7 separate regions of the Homo sapiens genome follow, and all the other regions are linked to region 5. A link is a contact called in ENCODE Hi-C or POLR2A ChIA-PET data. All regions are on one chromosome and are shown on one strand. Each heading gives the region's core, a stretch centred on a gene start or an enhancer-like site at or near the end of the contact. The rest is flanking DNA. Distances are from core to core; before and after follow the strand shown.

Region 1 (3,440 bases), core at 788-3,287, 2.8 Mb after region 5:
CAGTAAAGGTAAAAGAAGTGCATGGAAAAAATAATCAAAAATTTCACGAGTGGTTATCTTCGGAGGGAAAAGCAATTATGAAGCAGACGAGGGGCTTCCAACATTCTTTGCTAATGCATTATTTCTTAAGCTGGGTAAATGATACAAAGAGGTTTATTATATTACTTTTGTATTTCTTCATACATCTGAAATACGTAATAATAAATTTTAAAAGAAAGTAATTCAACTTAAATATCAGGAGGGATTCCCTAATATAAGATAGAAAGCAAACAGCTAAAAATTTTATTTACCTTATCGCCAAGAGCCTCTCTTTCTTTTTTAAGTTTTTTCTTAGCTGCCAACTTTTCCTAAAGGGTTAAAAAAAAAGAGAACAATACTGAGAAACAACCAGTTATATCACAAACACATACTGAAACTACAAATTACTAATGCTATGAATACTCGAACTGGGCGGTCTTTGTAATCTATTGAAATAAGCATCTGGACGTGGAGTTTTCTACCTAAATTACTGTAAGCCAAATGAGCTGGCCAATCAATAAGATTTCTTTAACAAAGACCTGCTCCTTTAAAAAAATCTAAACTGGCAAGTTTGAACATTTAAAATTTGAGTAGCTTAACCTTTTTCCATAAAGCCTCAAATTAATTAAAGTATGTGATGGTTTCCACTGTGTTTTGTTTTGCCTAACTGGTGGCATCCTAAAGACGACCATGGTTATGCTGCTTGCTTCTCTTGAAAAGCACTAAAAATAGGAATGGGAGCTGAGTTTTCAGGTTGTTTTCCATAAAACCATCACCAGTTATTCACATATTTTATAATCAAAATATACTTCTAAAATTTAGTAAGAGCTTGCAAGGTGGCTTAAGATTATCTGTATTTGTATTGTCAATCTATATATTCTTCTGGAGATTTCTAGATAGAATGCTTGACAAAATAAAAAATATTCTTTTTTCCCCAGCACCTACTGATCCTCAATCCACCAGGTTTCAGATTAGAAATCATAGCTCCAATAAGTCTTCCAGGACATCCCTCCCCAATACGTGCATACCAGAATGAGTTAAACGCCCCTTGTATGTATTGAAACAGCACCTTGACACTGAACATGAGTAAGAACCAGTCCCGGGCCTCAGAAGGGCCAGTAAGAGGAGGCAGACACATAATAATAATATTGTGTGAACTTCTACGATGTGCAAGAATAAGCAAACGTTTTCTTCCAATTGCAATTTAACCAGAAATGAGCACTGCGACCTTGACAAGTCGTTTAAACCTCTTTACGTTTCAGTTTGTTTACCTACCAGAAACGTATAAGGATAAAGCTGAAAAGAACAAATACAATTACCAGAAACTTTACAGTACTAATTTCGGTAAGGAGCTCCTGCAGGAATCAGAGAAGCAGTATTTTGGATTTATTACGTATTGCCTCCATTTCAGATTCTGCAAATTAACCAACGCTACCTAGACGGACCAAAGGGCTGAGACTTTTGCCTTCTGGGCCAGGAGGGCGTAGTTTTCACTACTAAGCCAACTGGCCTTACAGCTTTCCTTGTGAATCTAGCGTCCCAGGAAAGAGCCTATCAAGATAATCTTCCACCTTGACGCTCAGGCAAAAGGCTGAACCTAGAGTCTCCAAACTAGGGCGAGGGGACCAGAACACGTGGGCCGCGACGCCACCCTTCCCACGGAGCCACAGAGAACACTTTTGAGACCAGCAGACAACCACAGATGTGCGCCCCGCGACCGCCCTAAGCGTCAGGAACAACGCGCAAGCGCCCGGCAGCCCCCGCCTCTCGCGTACCTTCCGCTGCTGCTGTTTCCACCGCGTGAACATTAAGTGTCGCCGCTGTTTGTTTTTAATCTCCGAAATGCTAAAGCCTGGCGGAAAGGCAGCCGCTTTCGGGGGTTGGACCCCGTTTTCCGTCGCCCCATCCCCAGCGCCTGCAGCCTCCTGAAGTTCTTCGGCAGCGGCTTTCCGTTTTAGACTTTTCTTCCCGCTGCTGCTGCTCTTATCCCCGGCTTTCGCCATGGTCTTGGCTCCTTTGCTTCCGTACGGAAACGGAAATAGCCTTCTCCTGTGACCCCCTTCCTTAACCTTTTACTTCCGGGGTCGCAAAGTTTTTGACGCTAGATGTGTTTTGTGAGTTTTAGCCATTCAAGAAAATAGTAAAGCTGAGGCTTGAGGAAACTTTAGGCAGTTTGCCCAGCTGTATAAAGAGTGAGATGATGAGTTTGGGCACTCCTTGCGCATCTATGTGCCCAGCCCTCAAAATAATGGAACAACAACAAAAACCGTGCCTGGATTAGTTTACGTTTTACTTGAGGGAAACCTAAAATGAGCATACAAATAAATTATGGTGAGCTACAGAGTAAGACATGGTATGGAAAAAAAATAGAACAGGATAAAAGAAGATGAAGAGACATTCATCTTTTTGAGACGGAGCCTTGCTTTAATGCCCAGGCTGGAGTGCAGTGGCACGATCTCCGATCACTGCAAACTCCTCCTCCTGAGTAGCTGGGACTACAAACACGTGCCACCATGCCCGGCTAATTTTTGTATTTTTGCAGAGATGGAGTTTCACCATGTTGGCCAGGCTGGTCTTGTACTCTTGATTTCAGGTGATCTGTCCGCCCTGGACTCCCAAAGTACGTTGCAATTTTAAATAGGATTCTCAGAGTAGGCTTCATTGAAAACGTTACATTGAGCCAAGGTTTGAAGGAGGTAATGGGCTAAACTAGTTATCTGAGGGAAGAGCTGTTAATCTGAGAAAAGCTGGTTATCAAGGAGAAAAGCTGTCCTGGCAAAGCAAACAGCCAGCTCCAATGCTCCTAGTCAGTAGCAAGCCAGGAAAGGCAAGAAGTGTTGAGATTGGACAGGTGGTGTAGAGTTTTGTAAGGACTTTGGCTTTTATTTTATGTGAGATGAAGATCTCTTATAGAATTTTGAGGAAAAGAATGGTATGATCTTAACATCTTAAAAGTATCAGGCTGGTGCAGTGGCCCATGCCTGTAATTTTAGCACTTTGGGAGGCCAAGGCAGGAGGATTGCTTGAGCCTGGGAGTTCAAGACCAGCTTTGGCAACACTGTGAGACCCCATGTCTACAAAAAGTAAAAAAATATATATATCTGTTTGGGCATGGTGTACATCTGTGGTCCCAGCTACTCAGGAGGCTGAGGCAGTAGGATCCATTGAGCCTGGAAGGCTAGGTTGCAATGAGCCATGTTGGTGCCACTGCATTCCAGCCTGGGTGAGAGGGTGAGACCCTCTCAAAAAAATAAATAAAAATAAAGTAAAAGCGTCATTCAGAATCTTCTTTTGAGAAGAGCCTATGCAGGGGCAGGGTGTGTGGAAGAAGGGAAGAAATGATAGTGGCCTGAACCAGGGTAAGTCTTGTGTAGGTGGTTGAGAAGTGATTCCTCTGGAAGGTAAAGTTACTGATGGAACTG
Region 2 (3,629 bases), core at 783-3,282, 2.6 Mb after region 5:
TCTCTCGTGGTTGCAGAATATGCTGCCACAGCTCCAAACATGTCTGGCTTACTGGAGGATGTCCAAGGCAAGAAGGAAAAAACTTGTCCTTAGTCTGTCAGGATAAAATCCTTCCCCTGAAGCTCCTCATCCCCCACTCCCCATTATGGACTGAGCAGAATTAGGTCATATTTTTAGCCCCTTAACCAGTTATTGGTTAACAAAGAGGGACAGAGTACAAAGAGGTTTAGACCAGTGGTTTTCAAAGATCTGCTGAACCTTGGGGCGGCAAGTTTCCAAGACCCTTCCAGGGAGTCTGCAAAGTCAAAACTATTTTTGTTATAATACTAAGATATTATTTGCCTTTTTCCCTCTCATTATGAGTGCACAGTAGAGTTTTCCAGACGCTACCTGAAATAGCACAACAGATCGAATGCACAAACAGATATGAAAATCCAAATGCCTTCTATTAAGCAAGACATTAAAGATATGGGCAAAATTTTAAAGTAACACCATTCTTTTAACTAATTTTTTGAAAATAGTTATTTTTAATTAAAATGCGCTATTTGACATTTTTATTTTTATTCATTATTATTTTAAAAAATAGCAATTTTTAAATTTCTGTTTTAATATTAATAGCTGTAACCAACATAAAGAAAAGTTCTTGGGGCTCTCAATAATTTTACAAGTGGAAAGCGGTCTTGAGACCAAAAGATTGAGACCGCTGGTTTATTCAGGCAGATCTTATTCCTTTCCCGGGGTTGCTGAGGTCAGAGCTAAACTTCCCAGAGCTCAACTAAGCTTGGTTCAAACCTTTTAAAAATGTAACTGTTAATGGTAACGCCACCTGGGCTCAACAGCAGCTAGACGGGCCTCTGATTGCTTGGCCAAAGGAAAAGAGGAGGATTTCGTTGGGCCCTGAAGTTGTCACCGTGGCGTGCTTCTTCTGGCCCTGATCTTTCATCCAGGATTGGGGATACGTGCATGCAAACTGGGAGGTGGACATTCCTCCCGCTCTTGTTTTTCAGTGTTAGCATCTTCACTCATACTGTTTTGGTTTCAAAGTGCTCTCAGGAGTCTCCTTAAAACACCAAACCTGTTTTTCGCCTTTTGAATAAATCCCTTGGCTTCACCAAAACTAAACAAAACAAAAATCAAAGAACATCTTTGTGTAACCTATATGCCTGTGATTTCTCCATCTGATCTCCTTTCTCTGGCCTCTTTTCTTTTCTTCCCCAGTGAATTTTAGGCTGCCATGAAACCAGGGAGGAGACAGCCTGACCCTGGCCACGGGTGCAGCAGGCATACATTTTCATCGCACATACTTTGTCGAGTGGGTGTAAGACATTTTTGCATAAACTGAGTTCACGAATGCTATTTCTTAGTCTTTCCTTTGCCCGCGGTCTTCTGCCCAGATCCATTTCTTCGCCCTAATTTTACATATAACTTTCTCCCGGCTGGATTGTTTGCATCCACGACTCCCGACGCTTGAACCTCCCGTTCCTTGGACCTGACCTAATTCTAGGTGCCCGCAGTTTATTTCTCCACTTTGGCAAACGCACGTGGCTCTCCTGGAAGCTTCACTTTTGCTGCTAGGCTGGGTGTTGGGGTTCAGTGGGGCTCGGAAAACGTGCTCTAAAGTAGCCACGACCCCGGTCCCTGCAGAGTCCCGGCCCCCACAGAGCCCCGGCCCCGGACGCTGCAGGCGTCAGAAGGGGGCGGGGAGCAGAAAACGGCCGGGTGAATCACTGGGCGTAACAGGTGCCGCAGCCGCAGCTGCGCCCGCAGCGCGCGCGGACCGCAGGGATAAGGTCTTCTTTTTCTCCGGGTTTTTTTGGAGGTAAGGAGGAGACTACCGAGGCCCCCACCCGACCAATGCAGGCCACGGTTGTTCATCGCCTAGCAACTGGCGGAGCCAATGGGAGGCGGCGGGGCCTGCGGCGCCGGCGCGCGGGGGCGGGGTGGGAACCTCGGAAACCTGCGGAGGCCGGGAGGCGGCTGCAAGGGGCGGGGAAGGCGGGAGCCCGCAGCGGAGGAGGGGCCGCGGGCGGGAGGCGCTGCGAGGCGCTGCTGGCCCTCGGGCTGCGGGAGCCGGGCTAGGACGCCGAGCGGTGACTCCCCGCCGCTCCCGGGGGCCGTGACGGTGAGCAGCAGCGCCTCGCGTCGGGGATTGTGACGCGCCCCGCCAGGGAGGGGCGGGCGGGGGTGGGCGCCGGCAAGGGGCGGGCGCGCGCGGAGGTGAGAGCCGGCACCTGGCTCAGCGCCCCGTTGTTCGGCGGGAGGCTCCGCGCGGCTGTTGGGGCCGTTGCAGGGTGCGGGCGAGCGTCGACCCGGGCCGCTCCTGGAGGAGGAGGTGGGAGGTAGGTGCTGGCCCCGGGACCGCTCTCGCTGGCGTTCGCGGAGCTGCGCCTGCGGAGCGCTCTGACCCGGGGAGCCCCAAACCCTCTCTGGGATGGAGCAAGGTTGGCGCCCGGCGTTGGGGGACGAGCAGCGCGGGGACGTGGGGGAGGAGGGGATGGCCGATTTGGGGCTGCAGAGTCTCAGCAGCGGCCGTGGGGCATGCGGGGTTTGGCGATTTGCTAGTGCAGCCGCAAGAGGCAGTCTTTAAAACGAGTTATTGGGTGGCCGCTGCAGTGGAAGAGAACCCCGATAGTGGTCTAGTAAAAAGTCTAGGGGAAGAATTTACATCATCCAAGAGGCAGGCATGTGTGAAAATACTTTGGTTTATAATTTTATCATGAAAATACTTTGGTTTAGAATTTTATAGTCAACGACAGTAAACTGAATTGTGAGCTCCCTGCACATTTTTTGAGCCTATGCTGATTGCCCAGTTAGGCATATCGCTTGGGCCCAGGACATAGAATATACTAATTTGCTGTCTGCACGTATAATGTAGGAATTTTTAGATTATTACCCAGTTTCAGGACCCATAGTTGTAAATGCCAAACTGCGATTACTAGCAACGCTGATAAAGTTCTTGAATCTGAGAGAATTGAGATTTCTCTTTTCTGGACGCTGTAATAGGTTGAGGATTAGAAAAGAAGGTGATTTAGAAGTGTAAGGGTGGAGGCTTCTTGAACTTCCTGGGCTTTCTAACAATTCAGATTAGAGTCAAGGTGTAGAGTTAGCTGTGGGTGATGGATGTCATGGACCTTTTCATGGTTCATGGGGGTTTGGCTTACTGTGGGGTAGAAGAAAATTCTGGTGATCCTACAGTTTGATCCTGAACTAGAAAGGTTGGTATGAGTTGACTCATTTAGGAGAGTGAATAAAATTTGTAAAGAATTAGAAATTTGGAGAGGAAAGAAATGCCTTTAAAGTTCACGTCAAGCTATTTTGAAATTTAGAAGTTAGAGGTAGATTTATGAATTTGGATCCAGTCGGCAAAACTTGATCCATCAGATCTCTTATCCTAAAACTATCAACCTACAGGCTTAGGAAGCTTAGGTTATTCATTCACACTAAACAAGTAAGGAAAGCTAATAGCTAATTTAACACTCTGTTCTGCCTGCTGTTAATGAAGGTTTCTCAAACAAAACGGTTCTTTGAGAAGAGGGTTAGGAACTGATAATTAAAACGAAGGCTCTTTTAGTGACTGGCTGAACCTCTTAGGCCAAGTCATTTTGTACTCTTCCTTCCCTTCTCTTTCC
Region 3 (3,908 bases), core at 777-3,276, 2.2 Mb before region 5:
GGCCAATGTTGGACTTAAAGACCTGCACTTGGTAAAATTTTAAAAGTTATTTAAAATAAATAACTCAATGCAGCCTCAGTCCATCTCCCATATAAAAGAACTCATTTAATACCTTCCTTCCAGAATATTTCCATTTAAAGTTGGGACAATTTAGTTTTTTATGAAGATGACTGAATTCATTAAAAGTTTATATGTTCGAAAACACCCACATATGCAAATCCGCATCCACATAACTACAAAACATCTCTTCAAATGACTTCTACTTGATTGTCCAACTGGAGATAAATAGAATTGGAAGCAATCAAAGACATTCTTTTTAAAAATAACTTGCAGCCTCCCTATTGCAGGTGCTCATTGTCTTCCTGATCATGAACTGTCAACTCACTAACAAAACATAAGGGCATATTTTTCATTTCACTTCAGTGTTAAAGAGCTGCTCCCTTTCCAAGCTACTTCATCTTTACTTTGTTCTCTAATGGTTGTAGAGATAGTGAATATATTTAGCATATCAACAGGGTTAATAGAAACATGAAGGAATTTCTGATGTGGTATGTGTTGTATTTTTATAAATACCAATCTCCTCTCTTTGCTAGCTTTGATAGAGTTGGAAAATGTTATCCTTTGGGAATTTAATTTTGAAGAACTGCTCTGGTTTTGTTTTTCCTACATTATCTGTCTCCGTTTAATGTACTATATACTTATGTTGTTTATCACTTTTCTCTGCACAGTAAGCAGTAAGCTCTGGTAGCACAGGGCTTCTATTTGTAGGGCTCACTGTGGTATCCCATCACCTAGCCCAGATAGTAGGGGCTCAGTAAATAGTTTTTGAGTGAATAATCACAAGTCTGTGATTATCTCACTTCAGGAACTTAATATGTCCTTTTTTCTTAGCAATCACACCCCAATCTTCATGCTCCAACTTAATTTGGAACTATGACTTCTATTGTATTTATACGCCTCAAACAAACTCTCAGAATGTATGTTGTGGTGGGACCCTGCAGAGCCCTGAAGGGTATTGGTACAAAGGAATTAACATGGGAAAAACTGCAGCAAAGTGTCAACAAAGGCTCCCAGTTTCTCCAGGTGATTTTTCTGTCCAGCTCTGTCTTATGAGGAGAAGTTATAATGATCTTTCTCCTACACACACTCTTCTGACTTCTGGCTTCCCTGATCTCAATTCCTATTTGCAGTATCTGTTTCAGCCCAGGGTGAAACAAAACTGAGGGGTCAAAACAAACCTGAGTTTGCATCTGCTGTTTTCATTGCTTGAGGCTTTGAATTTTTTTGTCGTTACCTTAAGAGAATAAGCCTGTATTTCTACACAGACCAGAAACTCACATTAACTTAATATTATAAGACAGAATAGACTACTTTCCCCCTCAAGGTTCTGATTGTCCTTCTCTGTCCTCATTATAAAACCTAATAATTTCCTCACTACTCTGTTTGATGGGATAATCATAGTGACCACTTGCATTCATTACACAACATAAATATTTTTCCATGTCAACTGGATTTAGTTTGTATGCATTATTGCATAATCAAATCCAAGGAGAAACTATTACCATACTCCAAATTGATATTAAGAATGAAATTAAAACTTCAAACTTAAAAAAAAGATGTATTCTGAGTAATTCATGCTATAGCTTTTCCATTTGATGTCTAAATATATGCTAGAAAAAAATATAGTTATTTTGTGCTCTTTGTGAAATGTAATCAATATATAATCTAAGCGAGAACTTTTAAAATCATTTGGATTAGGACTAATTTAATTCATAGGCCAATAATTCCAAACAAATCACTTATATCAGCCAGGCAATATTTAGAAAGGCTGTCATCATCTGCATAAAAGACAATTCACTTGACAGCACTCCTTTTTTGGGCAATGACTCAAATCAGCTAGACTGAAAATAAATCTAAAGGGTACACAGCTGTCATGTAGCTGCAAGTAGCCTTCTGAGCAATTACTTGATTCATTTTTCCCTATTTGTACAACTGGTTTTGCAAACAGGATTGCAATCCAACAAATGAATGCCCCGCACCCCCTCCCCTCCCCGCCCACTATGAAGAAAGCTTTTTGCTGTCCTTGGGAAGGCTCTAGTGGATTCCTTTGCCCTGATGGGCATGATAAACTGCACATGGTGGTTTCTTGATTTTATTTAATGAGAAACAGATCTTTAAAATCAATGACCTATGTGAACCATTTACAAAATAAGTGCTCCAAAATTTGAGAATATGATTTTATCAAAGGAATGTTGGCATCAAAGTTTGAAGGAAAGACAGGTGCCAGACTGGATTGCTATCTATGTCTACTAGGTACAGGCAATTTATTTTCATTGTAACATTCCATAATTGCTGTTTTAACATTTTATTATGGAAAATTTTAAACATACACAAAGGTTGAGAGAGTGGTGCAATGAAACCCATCTGCCCACCACTCTGATTCAACACCACAATACTCACCCTCATTGGATTATTTTGAAACAGATTCTAGATATATTCTGTCTTATTTCAGTATGGATCTCTAAAACAGAAAGAGTCTTTAAGATATAACCATAATATCATAATAATATCCAGTGGCATGCTGGTAAATATTTAACAACCAGGTTTCTGAGAAAAAAAAAAAAAGGACCCTGGTTCTTTGCCATTTTCCATGATTCCCACCATGGCCAATTTCAAAGTACCAACATGATGTCACTGAATGTGGAGTTGAGAAGAGATGTGTCACACATCATTATACAGCACTTCTACTCTGCAGATACCTTAGACATAAATAACCTTAAGAGCATAGATAACAACAAATTATAGCAAAATAATTAGGAAGTGAGAGTTTTGAGTATTTATTTTACTTTTAGTACTTTAAGTTTGTACAATTTAGTTTTTAATGACTATGTTTAACTAGCTTGAAAATTCCTATAACACAACAATCAGTTTTCACAAGCTTATGTGTGTCAGCTCTAGAATCATTACTGAATCATATACAAATAATTAACAATTCCTTAATATTATCAATTAACCAAATTTCTGATACATCTCTTGTCTTTTTTACTTAGCTATAGAGAAATAGCTTCAGCAAGAAGGAGGAGGAACTTTGCTTCAGAAAGCTACACTGAGGGCTCCTTTCTGGGTATAGCTCAGTCAGCTGTTAGTCTGTTGCCAGGAGGTTGAGTCAGATGCCTTTGTGATTATGTACCTTCATATCACTAAGGAATCACAGCAATGTGTTTAATTTGCTTTTTATTGCCTATTCTTTGGCTCTCAAAAGACAAAGAGTTTGAAAGGGAGTAGTAGAGAGACTTGGAAGAAGGGAAAATACATCTATTCCAGGTAGACAACCATGAGCTGATGGAGTGTTCTGACAGAAAGAAGATGGCTAAGAAGATGTGAGTTACTCTTCCGTGCTTGATATATCCCACCATTGAAACTTGGTTCGCAAAAAGTCCTCTTTAAATGTGCCTTCCAGAACTGAATATGGCACATTAGATCTGACACTCCTGAAGCAGATGGTAAAGTGGAGTTACTGCCATTCTTGATAAGATGCCAACACTGGACTGCAACTCCACTTTGGGCTCACAGTCAAGCAGAACTCAAGTCCAACCAATGAACCAGTGCCTACTAGCACTCACCAAGGCTCCACAGCATACATTCACAAATCCTCCCCCACCATCAAATTTGGTACCAGGCCGCTTTTCCAACCCTTCCTACTATGCCTTTGAACATGCTCTCTATTCTGATAGGCTAGCCTAACCTATTGTTCAAAAAACACATAATATACCATTTTTATTAAAAAAAATTCTTACTATGGAAATTTTCTAATGTATATAGAAGTATGAATAATATTATAAGGGTCCCCCATATACCATTTACCCAGCTCCAACAATGATCAATTCATATCACACCCATGCCAGGTG
Region 4 (3,626 bases), core at 27-2,526, 2.8 Mb after region 5:
TCTGAAACTGTTTCGGCCTAAAACACTGCTTATTCCTCAACAGTCTCCCTCACAGAAGTAATTATTGGACCATATATTCCCTAAAATCTCTTCCAGCATTAACATACCACGGTTCTAAGAGTTCAGTGATATATTTTACAACTACTGTAAAACAGATCATTCTTTGAATAGATACTTGTGTTTAATCTTACAAATCTGTAAAGTATGAATGACGTTTTAGCATTATACAGTCAACAAAGCACCAAAGGTGAAATAATTACAATACCTTTTGGGAAAAGACAATATTTATTGAGATAGCTTTCACATTCTTTTTACATATAATGTCATTTCATTCCGAAAAACAACTCTACGAAGCTGTATAATTTACTTTGAAATAAGGAAATAAAGCCTCAGTAACTTAAGTGGCTTGCCCAAGAATACCGTAAGTAGCAGAGCCAGAATTCAAACCCTGGTTTTAACCCCAATCATTACATCCGTATGAATTAAGTAAAATGCTAAACTTACGATGTACATTTTTGCGAACTGATATAAACTGTTGAGTAAATAAATTAGATTTTGTTGACCAGTGCAATTACACATGCTTCCCTAATAAAAAATTTGAAATCCATTAATGATAAAATTATTAACATTAATGGAAAACATCAGCGCATTCGGAGATTGACTACCCGAAAAGAAATAGGAAACATCTGCCCTTAGTGCTGTGACATAACACACATATTTCCGTGGATGAAAGAAAGACCTACTGGCTGAGCCTATTTTGTTTGGTTAGACCCTACCCTCTCTCCTAAAAACTCCTTTGGTACTCAATTTCAAGCAGGAGGTAATAAATTACAACGGAAATACTAAAGAGCAAACTTTCCGGAAACACAAAAATAAGTTTTATTTTAAAAAGTACAATAAGCATTAATTCTCCAGAGTAAATGGGTAACCGAGCAGACAGGTGTAATCTTCAGCCAGCACCTTGGCTTCTTCACAATCTCCTTCAGAAAAACCGATTCAAGAGCTAAGAAGCCAGTAAAGTCAAACCTCGAGAAGATCCCTTCTCCAGCGAATCAGCGCCCCTGCTCCCCGCCCGCCCGGCTCCGCTGGGTACGCGACAGCGACCTCCGCGCCTGCTCTCCGCCTCGGGTCAGCGGGGCTGGGGGTTGGGGGTGGAACTGAAAATGCCTGTTGGCCAAACTCGGGTCACAGAGAGACACGCCTGTACGGGGCGGGGGTGTGCGGGTGACTCACGCCGGGTGCACAGTAGCTCCTACGCCTCACCCAGTATCTCCCCTCACTTCCCTCAACCCTTCCCACAAACTGGGAGGAAAACTGAGACCTCCTGGTCACCCGCCGCCGGGCCTTTTAGAAACTCCCACAAGCTCTGCCTTCCCTCCCTGGTCCTCTTCAGACCCCCTCTTAGTTCTTCGCGGCTAACGGTAAGCTCTCTCCTTACCTCTCCCTAATCGGCCCCTCTGGAGAGGAAAAGAAAACTTAAGAGTCGGGTCGCGCTAGCCTCCAGCAGCCGCCGCGCCCACCGACTGCTCCGCCCCTTCTCCTCCCCCTCCTCCAGGCTCGCGCTCGGGGCCGGGTGTGGAGCTGGAACAGAGGGCTGGCAAGGCGCGCATGCGCACCGAGGGTGGAGCCGCTGAGCACAGAACCGGAAACTTAGAGACAAAGTTCGGAGCCCCGCCCCCGCCGCGCGCCGCTGAGTTGTCTGGCCCCGCCGACCCACGGCCCACGACCCACCGACCCACGAATCGGCCCGGCCGTCGCGTGCACCATGTCTGGCTCCTCCAGCGTCGCCGCTATGAAGAAAGTGGTTCAACAGCTCCGGCTGGAGGCCGGACTCAACCGCGTAAAAGTGAGCGGGGGCGGGCGGCCGAGGCGGGAGGAAGGCGGCGGCGGCGGGTGGGATCCGGCGGCCCAGCTGGCGGGGGCGGGCGGGACACGCGCCGGCCCTCGCTTCCCCTGGAGAGGACGCGCGCTCAGCGGCGGCGATCGGGGAGCGGCCAGCTTTAGAGCAGGCGCCGCGTGGGTCTACGCTGTGTTTTAGGGGGACGATTAGTTCGCCCTTCCGCCCCAGGACTTTCCGAGGCGGGCTGGCCCCTGGGTTGAACCGTGGCCGACATTCCGGTCCTCCTCCGTCTCTACCTCCCTTGGCAGCCTTCTCGGCTGGTCTCACCAACAGCTGCGCCTCCGCGCGCTGTCCGCACCCTTCCTTTCCCACTTTGCCAGCCTCCTGTTTCTCATCGGACAGGGTATTTTCCGACTTTTGATTCAGAGCAGACTTTTCTCCCATTTGATCTTTCCCAAACCTACTTCCTTTAGTATTAAATTCTTACCTTCAACTTCTCTTGTCCGTTGAACACATACTTTTAAGCGAATTATTGCATAACTTAAACTGTGGATTGAATAAGCATTTTTCGAAACGATCCTGGAGTGTAAAGTTCCGGTCAGTGCCCCGTACAACCTCGAACAAAGCGTGCATTTCATACCTATGGCACAGTTTGCTCATATTTGACCTTGGGGATATCGACTGGTCCGCATGCCGGAGAAAATGATTATTGTGGGTAATTATTGGTCTTATTTTGGCGTCTGGTTAGTATTGGCCTTGTCTTGGGGTACTTTGGGAGAAAAAGCCTTTTGTCTGTGTTGATAGAATAACTTGACATTCAAGTGCTGTTCTAAGTATTTCCTGATTTTTACAGTCCTAAATGGATTGGCTTCTTTCTGGTACAATAGGTCAGGCTACATGTGAAACACTTCTGCAGTTAAAAAAAGAAACAAGAATGTAAATCATGTGCCCTGTTAAAAGCAGCCAGTTCCTAAGATGATTTGATTTTATACTCATCAGGCTAGTCTTTATTACTTGCCGAAATGTTTTGTGAACTGAGAGGGTCTCTAAGCTTTCTTAACTAGAAGTGTCAGAGACCTAGCTTACTCAGTTGTGGTCACCTCAGAAGGGAAGGGAAATTCTCATTCGTCTTGGTGCAGGATCCTCCTGAGAGAGAGTCTCCCATTTAGTTTTGTTAACTAGAAATGTCAGGGACCTAGCTTACTCAGTTGTGGTCAACTCAGAAGGGAAGGGAATTCTCATTCGTCTTGGTGTGGGATCCCCCTCACGTCCAGTCCTTGAAATGCTGTAGACCTCACTGCAGTTTGGAATCCATTTCTCTACTCTCCCAATTCTTACCTCATCACAGTGGTTTCTAGTCAGTCTTGGCTGGATTTGGCTCTGAAACTCGAAATCATTTATTTCGTAACCATTAAATGTCATTCAGGTGTGCCTTTATCATAGATAGGATGGACCAAGAAAAAAAAATGGGGGTGGGATAGTGAAAGCAATAAATTGTACATCTTTAGTCTCCAAAGAAAATGACATGAGGTTCTCAGGCTAAAATACTCCAAGAGCTTTACTTTGAAAACCCTAGCTGCTGCTCCCCTAATTCCCCAAAACTGATCCTACCTAAATCTTCAGTAGACTTCTGGTTCTGGTCGGGATCATTAAAGGCACCAGACATGATTTGGTTTTGGAGTTATTGCCTGATGTTAAGGCTGTAGCAAGAAGGGGAGCATCCCCTTTTGTACTTTTTAATGAGCTTTTCTTTAGACATGTTGCTAAATGTGGTTTAACGTTGTGT
Region 5 (3,529 bases), core at 615-3,114:
CTCCCCCTGAGGCTCCCGGCTATCTGCTCAAGACATTCAGCTGATACCTCAGAAGAAGGCGAACTTTGCCTGTACCCGGCCCAACTTGGCTGCTGCAAAAAAAACGAGGAAGGAACGAAACAAGGACTCGGGTTCCTTAAATAGGCCGATTTTAAACACATTTCCTCCGAAAGAGTCCCGGAACGTGTGTCCAGTGACCGCACAATAAACCAGAATAAGAACTGCACCAATTAAGCTGTAACAAAACCCTGAGACTTTGGAAACAGGACCACTCTAAAACCCATTAGCATTGCATTTATCCGAATGCATCATACCTTTATGTAAATTGATTTATCTGATGCATTTACTCGAGGAATTGCTTTTTGTTACAATTTCAGCCCTAACCCAAATGAATCTGCATTTCCTGCCCTAGATCTTTAAACTGTTTCCCCCAACGTTTTAATCGCTCCGAATTCCTTTTTAAAAGGAGAGTGAGGGAGGAGATTCCAAGCTCTTCCCCGCCCCCATCTTTAGTGAGAGGTAAATATATATGTATTTTTTTTTTGAAAAGGAAACATTACACTGAGAAAAGCATCCAGTAACCCCATTAGCTAAAGCTCTTAAGGACAAGCAATACCTTAATGCTGATTAAATCTAAAAGAGATGAATCAAGAAGACTGACCAGAAACTGACTCCCCTGATAACTAAGGACGGGCCCTCATCAAGTTTCATTTAGAGTTGGAAAAAAAAAAAAAAAAAAGAAAGCTTTTAAGTTAAATAGGCTTATACTCTAGTAATTACATAGCCAAGCAATTTAGGTCCTGGGATAGTCAGTGAAATAGAAAGCAGAACTGGCAGCTAGAGGCAAAATCTGCCCCCCTTTAACAACGTCTCTGGTGTTTTTTAATGGAGACCAAGGGAGGGACAAACGTAACGCTGGCAATTTGTAGTACAAAAATGGATGCTTAATTCATGTCTTGATTTTAATTAGGTGATTCACCGTATTTCTCCTGGATTGGAACAAAAGACTTATAAGCCAAGAAGAATTTTTTTAAAAGAACCAGCAATACCGAATCCTGCTCACTTAGATCCTTCCTGCCACTGTTTCAAAAATAGTGTTTACTAGAAGGGAGGGGGGGTATCGTGACTATCCCCACCCCCACCCCCCCAAACACACTACTTCTCATACTTAAAATCCTCATCTAAGCACCCCTTGCCTTTCCCTTATGAACTAGAAATATCCCCACCCCCTCTACGGTCCCCACCAGCCCCGTTTCCAAGAAGAGCCCTTTTGTAAGCAGGAACCGCTACAAAGCTGGCGGCCCGGGGCTGCCCTCCGCGCTAGCTCGCAGGCCGGCCTCGGTAGTTTCAGACTCGCGCTTTATCTAAGCCGACGTATTGTTTACTTGCAATTTGGGACGGTCAGGGGAAGGAAGCCAAAGAAAACAGCCCTGGCCCGAATCGACCCCCTCCCTCCCTCTCCCACCTCCCGGCCCGCGGCTCTCCACCCGCCCCCTTACCTGCTTTTCCCCTATATTGCAATATTGCGAGAGGCGGCGGCGGTGAAATGCGAGCGAAGCCGCTCGGCTTCCAGGGAAGGGGCGCCTGGGCTGGCGGAGCTGGAGGGAGGGAGGGAGTTCTCGCAGAAGCAGGAAAGGGGAGGAGGGGGCTAAGGGCGGCTTTTTTTTTTTTTTTAAATCGCGTTGCTCTGGGGCGGGTTGGGGGGCCCCCGCGTAAGTGCCGGGCGGCCGGGAGCAGAAGTGTCAGTCTCAGTCTTCGTCCTTCTCCGCCTCCGACTGCGCGCGAGCAGCTGCAGGAGCCCTCGGCCCGCGCGGCGCGGCTTCAGGCGCGGCGCAGCGGCAGCAACTGCTGCAATCGCTGCTGCAAGTTTGGCAATGTGGCTTCACTTTGTATATTCCCCCGCCCGGGGGCCCCCGCCCCCGCCCGCGCTCCTCCCGCTCCTCCTCCTCCTCCGCCGCCGCCTTCCTCCCTCCCGCGCGCTCGCTCGCTTGCTCGCTCCGGGATGGCAGCGGCGGCTCGGCTGAGCTCCCTGCACCTCCGGCCGGGAGCAGTCGCAGACACAACAGCCCCGGGAGCGGCGGCGGACGGTGCGGAGGCCGGCAGGCAGGCGCACCCAGGCGTCGGGGGCTGCGGCCGGCCGGGCCCGGCGCGCTGGAGCCTGCGCCGCTGCCGGGGCTGTTGCTGCCCGGCTCGGAGGCGGCGGCGGCGGCGGCGCTGGCCTCTAGCCGGCTCGCTCGCTCCCTCCGCGGCTCTTACACATGTGTTACTGACAGAGCAAAATCCCAACTACTCCCCGGCTCTGCCTCCGACGTCAGCGACCCTCAGCCACTGGGCGGCCGGATTGTTCAGGCGGAATAATAAAACCTGCCAATCCGGGGAAGGACAAAGGGATGACTGAAACGAGACTCGGGGGGCGGGAGAGAGAGCGAGGCGGCAGAGCTGGCCGACAGAGGAGAAGGGAAGGGCCCGAATCAGGTGGGGTGAAGTGACCCGGGCGCCTGGGGCCGGGGACCCGCTTGGGCTGCCCTTCGCGACCCGGGATCCGGAGTCGAGACGCAGGGCGGGGCCTCACCTGCCTTCTCAGCGCACGGGGACCCTGAGGACCCGCGCCCGCTCGCCCCTCGGGGACTGCCATCCCCTCTATCTGAGAGGAGACCCTTAGGAAACTTACCATCTTTCTCAGAAATGGGTCTCTTCCTGTTTGGGAAGATAAGTCCTGCATCTTAGGGCAGTGGACTTCTATCCCCTCACGCACAAGCACACAGAAGAGGATTTTTGTTGTTGTTTCTTTAATTCACGATATTGGAGATTTATGAACCGTAGTGGAAGCTTAGTTAACAAGGTAGAAACATAAAGGAAATAATAGTTGCTAGCTAAATACTGCCTACTTAGCCTCCCTCATACTCCCATTTTTCCGAGTTTGAAAGTGCCTAGCAGGCATTTCCTGGATCCTTGTCAATTGCTGGTGATGTAGGGAGCACAGTCCTTATTTTCAAAGTTGACGAAAACTTAAGGGAGAAAGCCTTTCCCGACTACCCTCCTCACTGTGGAGGATGAGAGGCGGAAATTCTCACAGCCCCCAAAAGCAATGGAAGTAATTGCAAGATTTGCAATCTCACAGCCTCTAGAGAGTAAGAAATGTCACTTCTAGTATAAATCAAGTTTTGAGGAATGCTTTTAGGGTGCTAGCCTGAGAGTCTTTTTCCAAGGCCGAAGCACAGCCTAGATGCTTGAATACCTAGGCATTCGACTTTATCTACTCTGCCAAATAGGTTAAATAAATCTCCAGACTGAGGCTAATATTAGGCCTGATTATTGTTAGTAAGTTCCAGAGAGATTTTTCTGGTGGAAATTATCATGAAAGTGCAAAGCCCTTCTGCTAAGTATCATTAAGTAAAACCAGCCTTGTGGGGCAAGTTTTCATATTGTGTTACACACAGTACTGCTAGATTGAGGAAAGGAACCTGAAGGAGAATCTGGCGAGACAATGCAGATGTTGAACATTTAGGGTTTTAGTGTCTATTTGGGG
Region 6 (3,801 bases), core at 810-3,309, 2.7 Mb before region 5:
TACACTATACAGGAATAGATTCATATATGGTGTTAGTCAAACTCCATCTTCCAAATACAGCAGTGGTATATTTGGGCAGTGAGACAGGGCGTATTTCATCACTAATATTGTTTAGAATTTCTATCACTGACACTGTTTAGAATTCTGGCATATGGCAATAACAGAAAGCAGACATACTACATTTTATTATTGTTTTTCAATTCTCCATAGAAATGGATTCCCTTATTGCCTTGGGTGGGGAGTGGAAAGAACTGTTTCTACTGCCCCACCTCCACTTTGTTAGCCTCTGCTATACCTTGGGTGTTGGCATTATCATCAAACTACAGCATGAAAATACAATAATATATTTTTTATTTTCACTCCCAACTCTGGCCACTTCAAATATTCATAGTTTTTTGTTTTGTTGTTGGTTTTTTGTTTTTTTTTTTTCAGACGAAGTTTGGCTCTTGTTGCCCAGGCTAGAGTGCAATGGCACGATCTCGGCTCACTGCAACCTTCGCCTCCCGGGTTCAAGGGATTCTTCTGCCTCCGCCTCCCAAAGTGCTGAGATTACAGGTGTGAGCCATCGTGCCCAGCCCAAATATTCATAGTTTAAAGGTATCTACATCAAAATGAGTTAAAGTCCAACCAAAACAAACAAAACCACGAGAGTGTGCTACTCTTAAGAGCTGAACTTACTATTTCAAAGTAACTGAAAAGTATCTACAAGAGGGCTATTCCAGTCCCCTTTCACAAATCTGTACCTAGATATGAAAGCTTTAATTCTTTGTTGCATGAAATGTTATGAAAAATCAAAAGCTCATCGAGTAAGACATATGCTGAGATCACACCTCATTTAAAGATCATTTTTTTGGTGGGGTTAAAAGTTTACAGCCTACTTAGTGAACTGGTTTTACTTAAGCATGCCTGGTTACTCAGGATTAAATCCAGTTTAATCACATAAGTCCTTTCCCATGTCTCCCTAATGTTGTCACTACATACCACTTTATCTTGACACCAATTCCAAGCAAGGTTTGAAAACAAAAGTGAAGACCAAATTAATATTACTTTGTGACCCTGTAAAAGTGGTTTAAAGAATTAGTATCTGAGACAACTGAAAAGTATTGCTAAAATACAGTTTATTTAATCCGTAAGTCAAACACTTACAAGGCTGTGTACAGGTCTAAATGTGAAGGACATTTGATGCTTGCTGTGCCAAAATTCTGATTAACTTAAATCCTACCTACACACGATCCAAAGAAAAGTGCTTTGGTTCACATAAATATTTCAAGTTAGGGATTAATAAGCAGGTAATTTTTGGTGATAAACACCCCAGTTTACTAACCAGGAAACATCTTGCTTTCCATTTTGCATAGATATTTATCTATACATATCACTTACAGACACCCTTTCAACTCATCTTAAACCGGGACAAACAGAAACATCACTGTGAACAAGCCTCTGAAAATTCTATCTGGCAAGAAGTAACCCGAGGCTGAGGATTAACTAAACGGACGGTCTGGGTCGCTGCCCTGTGGGGCGAATGCGAGACTAGGTGGGTGAGGCCGCACTCGCCCGTTTGCCCGAGACCGGGAAGTTGGAGACGTCGGGGCAATTTCCACTACCAGGGGCCAAGGCGAGTCTGGGGCTCCAGCCCGGAGGCTCTCGCGCTCTAGGCGCGTCCTACCGGACACCGAGTTCTCTTGTCTCCGCCGGCAGCGGGCGCCGAGCGGGCCGAATCGGGGCGCGTGGGTCCCCAAAGAGGCCGACTCCGGGCGCTGGGCCCGGGGCGGGCGGGCGGCCTCCGGGCCCGCAGAACAAAGCCCACACGGCCATCTTGAGACGGTAAACAGACCCCCTGCGTAGGCCACCCCGCCTCCTGCCAGCTGCGCCGACCAGCCAGAGGCAGCGCTTACCGTCCTCGAAGTCCATGGCAGAGGCTGAGGGCCGTCGGCCTTGGCGGCGCTAGGCTGAGCTATGGCCGGCGGCGAGCGTCCGCGACCCGCGATTCCACACGATCACTCCGCGCGACCGAGAGCGGCGCGCTACCAGCCCGGGAGCCGCAGGCCACAGCGAGGCTGGGGAGGCGGGGCCGACCGGCGCTACCAGCCCCATCGGCGCGGCCTGCTATTGGCTGACGCGGGCTGGTGGGCGGGCCCTCGCGTGGGGGGCGGGAAGCAGGTCCGCTGTCACGCTCGGAGGTGCTGACCCTCTGGAGCCGCTGACGGGGAAGGAAGGTAAAAAAGGAGCGCTAAAGATTGGCGGGGGTTGTGGGAAAGCAAGCCGAGTGTACGGGAAGGGCCGGCTGCGGCCCGCCATGTTTGAACCTGGCAAGAGCGAAAGAAGCCGGTTGGAATGCCTTCTTCCTGCCCAAACTAATAAAACCGCATGCCTACCTTTTGCTTAGTATTGGCTAGGGATGACTAATCATAACATTTGTAAGTACTTACGGGGTTTCCTCCATGGAGACACAGAAGTCTGGGACGTTTCTAGAAGCCTGTGGCAAATTTGAAAAGCAAGATACAAAATAGCGTATGGAGTCTGATTATCGCTATGTCAATAAATTTTCTTAAAGGACAAAGCACTGAAATAAAATGGAAATAATAATTCTTTTAAAAAATTTTTAAATTATTTTTATAGAGATGGGGGTTTTGCCATGTTGCCCAAGCAGGTCTCCAACTCCTGGACTCAAGCGATCCCCCCACCCCCAGCCCCGTCTCCGCCTCCCAAAGTGTTAGGATCACAGGCGTGAGCCAATGCGACCCGCCTGGAAAGAATTCTAAAACATGGCCTGCTTGGCCACCGCCCAGGATCTGCAAGCTGCGCGCCCACAAGTTTCGGCACCCATTTGGACTTTCACAATCGGAGATGGCAGTGGTGAAGGCATCAACATCAAAAGCTACCAGGCCTTGGTATTCTCATCCAGTATATGCAAGATACTGGCAACATTATCATCAAGCAATGGCTTGGATGCAAAGCCACCACAATGCCTACAGGAAGGCGGTGGAATCCTGTTTCAGTCTTCCATGGTTCTTCCTTCCTGCGCTTCTTCCCCAAAGCTCTTACGATAACCAGGCTGCGTATCCTCAGTCCTTCTATGACCATCATGTGGCCTAGCAGGACTCCCCCTGCAGTTCTTCACATTTCAGAGGGTCTGGGCAACATCCACATGGCAGCAGTAGGATCCAGGCATCCACAAGAGAAGACCAAGCCTTATCCAAGGAGGAAGAGATGGAGACCGAGTCAGATGCAGAGGTAGCATGTGACCTGAGCAATATGGAAATCACCGAAGAGCTCCGCCAGTACTTTGCAGAGACAGAGAGGCACAGAGAAGAACTACTGCGGCGGCAACAGCTGGATGCGGAGCGCCTGAACAGCTACGTGAACGCTGAACACGACCTGTACTGCAACACCCGCCGGTCGGTAGAGGCCCCAGCTGAGAGGCCTGGTGAGCGGCGCCAGGCCGAAATGAAGCGTTTGTACTGGGACAGCGCCGCCAAGATCCAGGCCATGGAGGCTAACGTGCAGCTGAGCTTTGACAAGCACTGTGATCCAAAGCAGCCTAATTACTGGCCGGTCATCCCCCCGAAGTTCTGAGCTCGGGGCACAGGGCACCCAGCCTCTTCCTCTTCCTTTTGGATACGCGCTCTTCATCTCTCCTTCTGTACATTTCTCAGGGAAAGGGGACTTTGTACTGAGGTACAGGCACGTTCACCACAGTCCCAGTGGGCCTGTCACGGGGTGGATGTACTGTGCCAGCCACTTGGAGGTCGGCAGGACATATTCTGTTGCCAACATGATAAATTTTATCCTGACATAAAA
Region 7 (3,880 bases), core at 144-2,643, 2.5 Mb before region 5:
TCACTGGGGGGAGAAGTCAATCTGAGTTATTCTGGAGAAAGATTGGACCTGCCAGGGAAATAAAGATGCAAAACGTCTGTAGCATAAAACCAACCCTAGTGTTTTATTCTCCTATGAACATTTGAGATGGAACACGATGTGGAAGTGAAAGTATAATCTACCTGGTGAATTTGAGAAAAGTCACTCTCAATTTTACTTTGATGACAAATGGAATTAATAAAGATGCCTGGCTCATATGTTAAAGTACCTTCTGTCTCAGCGAGGAGGCCTGGCTCAGAAACCACAGTGGAGTTAACAAGCCAGACACCAGACTAAACATCTCAGAACTCGCTGCTGTGCCTCATTCCTGGTCCCTACCTTTCCGGTGTGTGCCTGCATCATTAATTCCCTCTGTTTGGCATGGCCTGGCTTTCCCAAAACAGAAACCAAGGAACCGGGGTCCTCTGTTTCAGCAGCTGAAGAGCTGATTTCTGAGCATGGACACTAAGATTCTTTTCTCCTGTCCACCTTACACTTCACCCACAACTCATCTTCTTCCTCTTCCCTACGTCCCAACCCCTTACCCTCCCACCACCCTGCCTCCCAGGACATTTATGTGTATGACCCCAGACCAGTAAGGGAGGAACAAAGAGCTGCTGCTTCAGGCAGCAGCAGCTGGAGGAGAGGGTGGAGAGGGCAGCTGGGGACTCCAGGAAGACTCCCCGAGCACTGGCAGCTCCAGCGCAGCCCGGGGCAGTCCAGCCTGGAAAGCGCCCTAGTGGAGTCCTCGCAGGCGGCTCCGCAGCGCACGCCCAGGGCCTTCCGCCGGCCCGAACCCAGGGCGGCAGCAGCCAGAGTTTGGCAGAGACCCCGGGTGAGAAGCCAGTGGTGGGGGGCGGGCAAGTGAAGCTGCAGCACAGAGCTGGAGATGCAGATCCGACACTAGCAGTGCTCCGTGCCGCAGACTTCCCGACCCGCTCCCTGGACCCAGACCCGACCCCGCGCACCTGGACCAAGCGGCCACCCTGTTCTCTCAGGGCGCTCTCTGGGGACGCGGCTTGGGCGAGCTCCGGAGGCTGGAACCACGGCGACAGGAGACTTCACTCCTCCATCCTGAGACCCGGCAGCACGTTATAGACAGCCGTGCACTTCCTGTTTGAAAACACAGGGGAGAGAAAGAGCTAGAGAGATCCAAGTGTCGGCAGCGGGGAGGAAGGAGTGCAGGGCGGCGGGGAGGCAAGACCAGGGGGTCACCGCTTGCATAACTGCCATGGTGGGCACCCAGCGCTCCCCTGGCCGTGGCGACCCCGCCGCACCGGCTGCCCGCGTGGTGCCGAGGTGGCGCGGCCTCGGCCCGGGCCCCCCCTGCTGGTGGCCTCGCTGCCAGCCACCCGCCCGCCCGCTCGCTCACAGCCCTTCCGTTTGCAGCTGCTGCTCGGGTTCTCCCCTCCCCACAAGTACCTAGATCAATGGACTCCACGCTTCCTCCGCCGGTGCCCAGTGTGATCGGCCTTCTTTTTCTTCCTTTCTTCACCCTCCCAACCCCCACCCCTACCCCCCAGAAAATAATTACCTCGGGGAAGGTGTAAAGACAAGACTGAGCCTTTGCAGGGGAGTAGGGGCTGGATTTATGCAAATTTTTAAAGTTCATAGCCACATCCCAGTATATCCACTACAGCTCAGCAGCTGTGAGAGATTCAAGATGGGAAATTACTTGTCTTGTGCCTCGCTGGCTCAAAAGAGAAAGCGTGCACACAGCTGCCAACACAGAGCAGCCAGGAACTGCAAAACAGTAACAACAACAAAACTACATAGTATCCTCGGTTCCTCCTAGGGTCTCTACTCAGATCAACCTGTCAACCTCATCCTCACAGTCTACCAACATTTATATATACCAATTCCACATGGAGCATAATCGCATGGTGCATTCTTCCAGAAAATGATTCCGTAGTTCTCTGTGCTATGTAATCACAGAGAAGTTCCATAGTCCTGGGATTACATTCATTCATTTTGTTGAACTCTGACTTAAGTGGACTTCAGTACAGTGTTAAAAAGAGTACACAGATGGCTTAAGAATCTGCTGTATGTAGAGTGTGCTGGCTATGGGGATTCGCATTTGTAACCTGCCTGCCCTTACATGCACAGTCTACCAGGTTAAAAAGCGCTTACAGGACTGTCTCTTGACAAACGGCTCCTTTTATTATCAAGCTGTTGGCATTCATGGTTCCATACTCAAAATGGAGAATGTAATACAAACAATAATCATTCTACATATGAAGCTCAGTTTTGACTGAAGCAGAAAGGAACGGATAGATATTAAGCTCCTACTCAGTGCTAGACAACATCTCATTTTAAATCCCTCTTGGCCTTAATATTTTCCAACAGATCTGCAAAAGTCATATTCCCAAGTGAGGAAACAGGGTCAGAGAAATTAAAAAACTGTTCCCATGGCTCTGGCAGAAAGTGGTCAAATGGAGAACTGAATACAGGTCTTTCCTGATTATAAAATCTGTACCATTTCCCCTACACTGCGAATTCCTACAATGATCACAAATTCTTTTTTTTTTTTTTTTTTCTGAGACAGAGTCTCGCTCTGTCGCCCAGGCTGGAGTGCAGTGGCGTGATCTCGGCTCACTGCAACCTCCGCCTCTCGGGTTCAAACGATTCTCCTGCCTCAGCCTCCCGAGAAGCTTAAACTACAGGCACACGCCACCATGCCCAGCTAATTTTTTTGTATTTTTAGTACAGATGAGGTTTCACAATGTTGGCCAGGATGATCTCGATCTCCTGACCTCATGATCCACCCGCCTCAGCCTCCCAAAGTGCTGGGATTACAGGCGTAAACCACCACTCCTGGCCAATGATCATGAATTCTAGGGAGAAAGTCCAGCACAGCAACCATCCTGTGATCCATCCCTTCATCTCTGAATGATCCTGCTACTTACCAGCTATTGCTGTTGTGGTAGGCAGTTTCTTTAACCACCTGAATAATACACACCTTAATTTCTCGGGCAGAGGATACTGGCTTTTTCCATTACCTACTGCTGGCTGTCAGCCTTTCCAGAATTACTTGGTGGCAAAAGTTCAAAAGGTTCTAGAATGGCTACTCATATGCCAAGGTACAAAGTCTGTCCAGTTCAGAACCTAACAAGCTGACTAAAATTCGATTCCTGCATTATTTTTTCTCTAACTGGGGCTCTTTAAGAAAGTGGCAAATGATGTTCACAAAAACACACATGGCTTCAAGTTGACATTCTCTCATTTTCTGTTTCCTTCTGCTATAACACTTAGTTCACAATCACCTGTCAGTAGCATGCTGCTATGAGGCTCCTGACGCAACCAAATGAAAAGGTGATTAAGAGTCTTGTGCACTCACAAAAAAAAGGGGGGGGGTGGTCTTGACAATACTGAGGCCTCCAGACGATGAACTACACCTCACCCACCCTTTTCTCCTCACCTCACAGACTTGAATTGTAGTGCACCCAGATGACCATGGCCTTCAAGTACAAAGGCAGGGGCGGGGAAGAAGACTGCAAGGACCAGTGAGATGCATTCCTGTCCACTAGGCACTCGCAGTCTAAGGAGGGCTTCTTACTAAAAGACTTCTCAAGGGATCTTAGCATCCTTTTAGGGTCTAGCTCTGTTCACCTTTTTCCTTCTCTCAATCCTTTGCTTACCGTGGTCCTGGCAACTCTTCATGTCTTTTCACAAACTTAATACTTCTTCCCAAACAGCTACCACATATTTTCCACAAAGTACTCAGTGTGGGGAGTGGGGATGTGAAGCAGGGCATTTAGCTAGAAACTTCTCTCATTTTAAAAACCCTGTCAATTATTACCATGTTTTTAAGGACACAATTATGTTTTGAAATATCTTTTGGTATCCCTCCTTCATTTTTGTT

The links. Hi-C counts contacts between places; a loop is a spot of excess contacts on that map. ChIA-PET counts read pairs that join two places held with the same protein, here RNA polymerase II (POLR2A). Pooled maps may share reads with other maps.
Region 1: a loop to region 5 is called in a pooled map, with 12 times the contacts of the local background. The contact joins the promoter of RPF1 here to the promoter of LMO4 in region 5. A Hi-C loop is called at or near these places in 3 of 50 pooled maps. POLR2A ChIA-PET finds 5 or more read pairs at or near these places in 2 of 52 experiments (GM12878 and endothelial cell of umbilical vein).
Region 2: a loop to region 5 is called in a map of CD8-positive, alpha-beta T cell, with 27 times the contacts of the local background. The contact joins the promoter of SSX2IP here to the promoter of LMO4 in region 5. A Hi-C loop is called at or near these places in 3 of 168 maps with a recorded cell type or tissue (B cell, CD8-positive, alpha-beta T cell and gastrocnemius medialis) and 11 of 50 pooled maps.
Region 3: a pooled map shows a loop between it and region 5 (2.3-fold over the local background). The contact joins the enhancer-like site here to the promoter of LMO4 in region 5. A Hi-C loop is called at or near these places in 4 of 50 pooled maps. POLR2A ChIA-PET finds 5 or more read pairs at or near these places in 2 of 52 experiments (OCI-LY7 and T-cell).
Region 4: a map of naive thymus-derived CD4-positive, alpha-beta T cell shows a loop between it and region 5 (9-fold over the local background). The contact joins the promoter of GNG5 here to the promoter of LMO4 in region 5. A Hi-C loop is called at or near these places in 1 of 168 maps with a recorded cell type or tissue (naive thymus-derived CD4-positive, alpha-beta T cell), 1 of 37 single-sample maps with no recorded cell type and 9 of 50 pooled maps. POLR2A ChIA-PET finds 5 or more read pairs at or near these places in 1 of 52 experiments (activated CD4-positive, alpha-beta T cell).
Region 6: a map of endothelial cell of umbilical vein shows a loop between it and region 5 (15-fold over the local background). The contact joins the promoter of ZNF326 here to the promoter of LMO4 in region 5. A Hi-C loop is called at or near these places in 4 of 168 maps with a recorded cell type or tissue (B cell, endothelial cell of umbilical vein and naive thymus-derived CD4-positive, alpha-beta T cell) and 15 of 50 pooled maps.
Region 7: a loop to region 5 is called in a map of CD8-positive, alpha-beta T cell, with 12 times the contacts of the local background. The contact joins the enhancer-like site here to the promoter of LMO4 in region 5. A Hi-C loop is called at or near these places in 2 of 168 maps with a recorded cell type or tissue (CD8-positive, alpha-beta T cell and naive thymus-derived CD4-positive, alpha-beta T cell) and 8 of 50 pooled maps. POLR2A ChIA-PET finds 5 or more read pairs at or near these places in 1 of 52 experiments (CD4-positive, alpha-beta T cell).

Annotation. Positions count from the first base shown.
Region 1 is chr1:84,477,863-84,481,302 of GRCh38, reverse strand. It overlaps RPF1 (ribosome production factor 1 homolog), which reads right to left and starts at 2,037. Exons shown (of 9, transcript NM_025065.7): 1 at 1,794-2,037; 2 at 291-347. The coding sequence starts at 2,021. RefSeq lists enhancers at 1,461-1,620, 1,816-2,376.
Region 2 is chr1:84,688,864-84,692,492 of GRCh38, reverse strand. SSX2IP (SSX family member 2 interacting protein) reads left to right here and starts at 2,032. Exons shown (of 14, transcript NM_001166293.2): 1 at 2,032-2,122. RefSeq lists a silencer at 1,821-2,580.
Region 3 is chr1:89,545,951-89,549,858 of GRCh38, reverse strand. The region is part of intron 1 of LRRC8B (leucine rich repeat containing 8 VRAC subunit B); the gene reads right to left. LOC124904216 (a long non-coding RNA gene) reads left to right here. Exons shown (of 3, transcript XR_007066214.1): 3 at 3,325-3,728. Among named protein-coding and RNA genes, the nearest start is that of LRRC8B, 23 kb to the right of the region's middle. Within about 2 kb of position 2,026, at least 7 of the 41 ENCODE cell types and tissues checked have a DNase peak (open chromatin) inside an H3K27ac peak, as active enhancers do.
Region 4 is chr1:84,504,231-84,507,856 of GRCh38, reverse strand. GNG5 (G protein subunit gamma 5) reads left to right here and starts at 1,276. Exons shown (of 4, transcript NM_005274.3): 1 at 1,276-1,421; 2 at 1,556-1,846. The coding sequence starts at 1,766. It overlaps SPATA1 (spermatogenesis associated 1), which reads right to left and starts at 1,471. Exons shown (of 14, transcript NM_001397487.1): 1 at 1,439-1,471. RefSeq lists silencers at 1,551-1,630, 1,881-2,010.
Region 5 is chr1:87,327,215-87,330,743 of GRCh38, reverse strand. LMO4 (LIM domain only 4) reads right to left here and starts at 1,864. Exons shown (of 5, transcript NM_006769.4): 1 at 1,500-1,864. RefSeq lists enhancers at 1-20, 1-1,235, 801-1,376, 1,377-1,954 and silencers at 800-889, 1,813-2,242, 2,493-2,662.
Region 6 is chr1:89,993,368-89,997,168 of GRCh38, reverse strand. It overlaps ZNF326 (zinc finger protein 326), which reads right to left and starts at 2,059. Exons shown (of 12, transcript NM_182976.4): 1 at 1,896-2,059. The coding sequence starts at 1,911. It also overlaps the pseudogene GEMIN8P4. RefSeq lists enhancers at 1,344-1,393, 1,275-1,840, 1,841-2,407 and a silencer at 1,614-2,253.
Region 7 is chr1:89,840,889-89,844,768 of GRCh38, reverse strand. LRRC8D (leucine rich repeat containing 8 VRAC subunit D) reads right to left here. Exons shown (of 3, transcript NM_001134479.2): 2 at 987-1,131. Among named protein-coding and RNA genes, the nearest start is that of LRRC8D-DT, 21 kb to the right of the region's middle. RefSeq lists silencers at 1,162-1,381, 1,905-2,199. Within about 2 kb of position 1,393, at least 37 of the 41 ENCODE cell types and tissues checked have a DNase peak (open chromatin) inside an H3K27ac peak, as active enhancers do; they include CD4-positive, alpha-beta T cell and CD8-positive, alpha-beta T cell, where a contact is called at or near this core.